Linked DNA regions of Homo sapiens: region 1 is linked to region 2. Evidence: read pairs that join two places in POLR2A ChIA-PET (ENCODE). Cell type or tissue: GM12878. All regions are shown on one strand. Links, peaks and the distances in the headings refer to the core of each region. The heading gives the core; the rest is flanking DNA.

Evidence for each region. Peaks named below come from ENCODE experiments on the same cell type or tissue, not always from the same donor. Only the 100,000 strongest peaks of a DNase experiment are listed, where the experiment ranks them.
Region 1: POLR2A ChIA-PET joins it to region 2 with 11 read pairs; 1 of 35 experiments calls an interaction of 5 or more read pairs at or near these places.

Annotation. Positions count from the first base shown.
Region 1 is chr17:45,351,794-45,354,705 of GRCh38, reverse strand. No RefSeq gene overlaps it. Among named protein-coding and RNA genes, the nearest start is that of MAP3K14, 36 kb to the right of the region's middle. In GM12878, for the core only: no CTCF peak of the experiment used is centred there; a DNase peak (open chromatin) is centred at 1,465.
Region 2 is chr17:43,660,263-43,663,174 of GRCh38, reverse strand. It overlaps MEOX1 (mesenchyme homeobox 1), which reads left to right and starts at 1,253. Exons shown (of 3, transcript NM_004527.4): 1 at 1,253-2,109. The coding sequence starts at 1,641. RefSeq lists an enhancer at 1,959-2,500. In GM12878, for the core only: no CTCF peak of the experiment used is centred there; DNase peaks (open chromatin) are centred at 644 and 1,244; H3K4me3 peaks cover 1,870 bases; H3K27ac peaks cover 2,191 bases.

The DNA of each region.
Region 1 (2,912 bases), core at 218-2,717, 1.7 Mb before region 2:
TTATTTAAAAAACAGAACCTGTCCCTCCTCAGGAATGTCCTTTCCTTCCCACCTCTCCATCAGTGCCATGCTCTCCTCCTTGTGACAATTGGAAGCGTATCCCTGCTCCTCTCCAAGGCCATTTGCTCCACAAGTGCAGTAGACGCTGTCTCCTCTCACCTCCTTAATAACTGATTGGACTCGTAAGACATTCTCCCTCCTCTGCCATCACCAGCCTCTGTCTCTGAATTAGATCCTTTCAGCTGGGCGTGGTGGATCATGCCTGTAATCCCAGCACTTTGGGAGGCCGAGGCGGGTGGATTATTTCAGCTCAGGAGTTCCAGACCAGCTTGGCCAACATGGTGAAACCTTGTCTCTACTAAAAAATACAAAAAAATAAAAAATAAATAAAAATGAGCCGGGCGTGGTGAAGCACGCCTGTAATCCCAGTTACCTGGGAAGCTGAGGCAGGAGAATTGCTTGAGCCTGGGAGGCGGAGGTTTCAGTGAGCTGAGATTGCACCACTGCACTCCAGCCTGGGTGATAGAGTGAAACCCCGTCAAAAAAAAAAAAAAAAAAGATTTCATTTGCCTCTACTATCTTCCATCTTTTAAAATTCCTCTCCTGACGCATGTGCACATGCAACTACTGTGCCATTGCTTTGCTCCCTCTGCCTCAATTTCCATTCATTATTATCATTATTTATTTATTTATTTATTACTCTGTCTCCCAGGCTGCAGTGCAGTGGCATGATCTCAGTTCACTGCAACCTCTGCCTCCCAGGTTCAAGCAGTTCTCCTGCCTCAGCCTCCTGAGTAGCTGGGACTACAGGTGCGCGCCACCACCCCTGGCTAAATTTTTGTTTGTTTGTTTGTTTGTTTGTTTTTAGTAGAGATGGGGTTTCACCATGTTGGCCAGGCTGGTGTCAAACTCCTGACCTCGTGATCTGCCCACCTTGGTCTCCCAAAGTGCTGGGATTACAGGCGTGAGCCACCATGCCCAGCCCCCATTCATTCTTCAACCCACTTCAACAGCCATCTCGGCCCAGGAAAATCACATGCTAGGACGACACAGAGAGACATAAAGAGCCTGAATACCCAGTGATGCCAAGGAAATACAGAACCAGCCCAGGACTACCTACTTCCAGGCTTCTATTTTGTGTAAGTGAAATAAGTTCTATCTCATTTAAGCCATTGCTATTTGGGGTTTGCTCTTACGTCAACTGGTCAACTGAATCTTCAGTGATAGATCTTATCGCTCCTACTAGGCTGAAAGCAATTGAGGGCAATGGCTGTACTTATTTGCTTCAAGTGCTTTTAAGAACATAGGTTCTAAGTAAATGCTTGTTGGGGTGAATGAGATCTTGAAAATTAGCCAGACGCATCACCCTAGAAGATGGAGGACCCACGCTGAGCACCAGCCTAAGGTTAGTGGCCAGGATTCCTTTGTTCTGTGGATAAGTGTGGTCACGTGTGGGATGGGGAAGCCAAGGGGAAACACACTGAGGAGGGAAGAGGAAGCGAGAGGTGGAGGTAATGAGTCATGCTTGGTCTCCTCCTGGGTGTGAGGAGGCTGATGAGCCTTATTGGTCAGGGGGTGCAACTGGAGTTCCATCCCTAGGTTTCTTTTCTTACAGTTTTATTGAGATTATAATTCACATACCATACAATTCACCCATCTACAGTGTACAATTCGGCTGGGCATGGTGGCTCATGCCTGTAATCCCAGCACTTTGGGAGGCCGAGGTGGGTGGATCACTTGAGCTCAGGAGTTCAAGACCAGCCTGGCCAATATGGTGAAACCCCATCTCTACTAAAAATACAAAAATGAGCTGGGCGTGGTGGGGGGCACCTGTAGTCCCAGCTACTCGGGAAGGTGAGGCAGGAGAATCGCTTGAACCCAGGAGGCGGAGGTTGCAGTGAGCCGAGATTGTGCCACTGCACTCCAGGCTGGGCGACAGAGCGAGACTCTATCTCAAAAAAAAAAACCATTTAAAACATTAGCCTGGTGTGGTGGCACATGCCTGTAGTCCCAGCTACTTGGGAGACTGAGGTGGGAGAATTGCTTGAGCCTAGGAGGTTGAAGCTGCAGTGAGTCATGATCACCCCACTGCACTCCAACTTGGGCAATAAAACAAGATCTCCCCCACAAAAAATTAAAATTAAATCAAAAATAAAATAATAAGGTGTACAATTTAATGATTTTTAGTATATTCACAGAGTTGGGCAACCATTGCTACAATCAGTTTTAGAACATTTTTATCACCTGAAAATGAAACCCCATACCGGTTAGCAGTCATCCCCCACTTCCCCAACCCTCATTTTAATCCTAAGCAATCATTAATCTACTTTACATCTCTATGGATTTTTACTCCTTCTGAACATTTCAAATAAATGGGATTATACAGTACATGGCCTTTTGTGCCTGACTTCTTTCACTCAGCATGCTGTTTTCAAGGTTAACCCAGGTCATAGCATGCATCAAAACTTCATTCCTTTGCAAGACTAAAATAATAGCCTTGTATAGATATATCACATGTTATTCATCCATTCATCAGTTGATGGGCATTTGGGTTGTTTCCACCTTCTTTGGCTATTATGAATAATACTGCTATGAACATTCACATGCAAGCGTTCTTGTGTCTGTATATTTGTAGTTATCTTGGGTAGGTACCTAACTTGGAGCGGAATTGCTGGATCATACAACTCTGTGCTTAACCTTTTGAGGAGCTGCCAGTCTGTTTCCCAAAGCAGTTGCACTGTTCTATATTCCTATCATCATGTTTTCTCCCCCACATCCTTGCCAACAATTGTTATTGCCTGTTTTGGTCTTTTTAATCTCAGCCATCCTAGTAGGTGTGAAATGATATTTCATTATGGTTTTAATTTACATTTCCTTGATGGCTAATAATAGTGAGCATCTTTTCACATGTT
Region 2 (2,912 bases), core at 218-2,717:
CTCCTAGGAGCATCTCCTGCACCCACCCCCCAGGGCCCCACCTCCAGGCTGCAGAGCTAAGACCTAGGGGCCCCTCCTCAGGGAACCCTCGCCGTCTTTGGAAGCAGCCAGCAGAGACGCTGCTGTTAAGGTCCATGCCTGTTTCTGCCCCCATCCTGCTGCTCTGGGCCATGGGAATAACCAGTGGGGAAGGAGTTCTGGCCCCTGGGTGTTAGGAATGTCGTCCTCCAAGAAATTGCATTAACCCTCTGAGAGACCAGCAGGGCGCAGCCATGAGGAAGACTGGGCATCAAGATGGCACTTGGGCTGGCTGCCCTGTGATGTGCACCAGCCCGGAGACCCACGTGCCTGCTTGCCAAAGAGGCTCCTTTGGGGAATGAGGAGCCCCTGATTCCTATTTCCCTACCCCAAATTCCTCGGAAGCCTCCGCCTCTGGGGGATGAGAAAGGGAAGCAGGTGGGTGGAGGTGAAGGGGGCAGGGAGCAGGTGGGAGGAGACCCGAAGAAACTTCAAGGACCTTATTTAAGAGCCTTGCCATTGCTGTGAAGAAAAATGACTTGAAACCTCTCTAGAGAAGAGTGTGGCTAATTGGCATGTATGTTGGAGGTTAAAGAGCGGAAGGAAGAATCTGATTGTTTTTTTAAGTTACTGAGAAAGTGAGAATGTCACTCTGGGCAGAGAGAAATTCTTTTTTTCTAGAGTGTGCCTTTCTTTGTACTGCAGACCACAGTGGGCCGCTGAGACTTGCAAAAAAGATTTCTTTTAATCCACCTTCCTTTTTCGCAGGCAGCAGTAGAAGGGCCTTTAAATCAAATGCAATCACCAAGCTTGTCTCTTGCTCTTATTCCTCACTTCACTCCCTGGAATTTGGCATTTGATGGATTCTGGATCTGACTTAAGGCTTTTTCTAAATCCAAGACTTGGGGAATTTTGTTAACAGTGCAATAAAAATAACTTCATAGTGTTACAGGAGGCACATTAAAGACGGTGTGTGTGTATGTGTGTGTGTGCTGCTCTCTTTCCTTAAAAAAAAAATACAGACAATGTTTCTTTAAAAGTCTCCATCTGCAAATCCCATTAGATGTGCATATAAGGTTTCTGATGATTAATAGTTGCCTGCTAGGGTTTTGGTTGGAGGGGATCTTGTGTGTGTGGGTTAACCCCTCCCTCTCCTCTCTCACATTTCACTTCAGAAATTTGTCACTCTCTCCCCACCGCAGGATTTAAAAGTGTGTCCCAGCAGCCCTGGTCCAGCCCTCTGCAGGCATTTGCTCTGGGCTCCAGGACGAACTCCTCGTCAGCTGGTGCGTCTGGGTTGGGACAGTGAAAATGTTTAGTGTCATTGGCGACAAATACACATACAGGGGATCCCAGTAGGTAGGCTGGTGCATTGGAGGGGCAGGAGCAAGCCCGACATAGGTGTGTGCACACACATAGGAGTAGCTGGCCACATGTGTGTGTACTTTAAGGAGAGACTTTAGTTTTGGGTTTTTTTTTTTTTTTGGTTCCTGGGGTAAATTTTCTGTTGAACATTTTTCCCTCCTATTTAGTTTTTTTTCTTTTGCATTTTTAAAAATTTGAACATAAAAAGTATAAAGAATCAAATCTTTGAAAGGACCGAGGCGTGCAGCGGACAGCAGATGGATCCCGCGGCCAGCAGCTGCATGAGGAGCCTCCAGCCCCCAGCCCCTGTCTGGGGCTGCCTTCGAAACCCCCACTCGGAAGGCAATGGGGCCTCAGGGCTACCCCACTACCCGCCCACCCCGTTCTCCTTCCACCAGAAACCAGACTTCCTGGCGACAGCGACGGCAGCGTACCCTGACTTCTCAGCCTCCTGCCTGGCAGCCACCCCACACAGCCTGCCCCAGGAGGAGCACATCTTCACTGAGCAGCACCCCGCTTTCCCACAGTCCCCCAACTGGCACTTCCCTGTCTCAGACGCCCGGCGCAGGCCCAACTCAGGCCCGGCAGGGGGTTCCAAGGAAATGGGGACCAGCAGCCTGGGCCTGGTGGACACCACAGGAGGCCCAGGCGATGACTACGGGGTGCTTGGGAGCACTGCCAATGAGACAGAGAAGAAATCATCCAGGCGGAGAAAGGAGAGTTCAGGTAGGTGGCTCAGGAGCAGCTGATCATTCCTTTACTGTGTGACCCTGGGGAAGTTACTCACCCTCTCTGTGCCTAGGTGCTCTGAGCATGAATTTCTGTCTAGTCCATCCAAATGCAGGAGACTGGACCAGTTACCTTTGGGGTTTCTTCCACTGAGAGTTCTAGGATTCTCTGGTGATGGGGACCATGTCTGTGTCCCAGCACTCCTGGGCCCCAGAAAGGGTGTCCAGCAAGAGAATGAAACAGGATCAGCCAGGATTTGGAGGACACGTGAAATGGATCCTCTGGGTGCAGACTGGCGAGGGCTGGTGAGGGGCTTTCCTGAATCAGGCTGCCATTGAGTCATCCTCCTCCCCACCATGCTTTGGCCAGCCCCAAGTGGTCCTAGAGCCACAGGGCTCGCTTACCAGGGAAGTTCAGCTGAGGTTAAGGCTCTGAGAGCTAAGACTGAAGCTGGGACCCTGGGTGGCCACCCAAAGCCAAGACCCTATGTGTCCAGGAGCCTAGAGGCAGAGAAGCAGGCCTGCGGCTGGGATGGGAGAATCAAGGGGTGAGGGGGAGATGGAGGGCTGAGGTTTGGGGCAGACTGCCCACCAGATATCACCCTGCGGAGCTGGGCCATGTCCAGGCCAAGGGGACAGACAACTCAGCATGCTGAGATCTGGCTGACCCCCCAGGAAGGCAGCCCCGCAAGGAGCTGCAAGGGATGGGCAGCCTCTGAGAGAGTCAGGGAGGCAGGCAGCCAAGGGAGTCCGTGCTGGAGTCCCAGAGGCTGGAGGATGAGATTGGCCTATTTGTTAAGA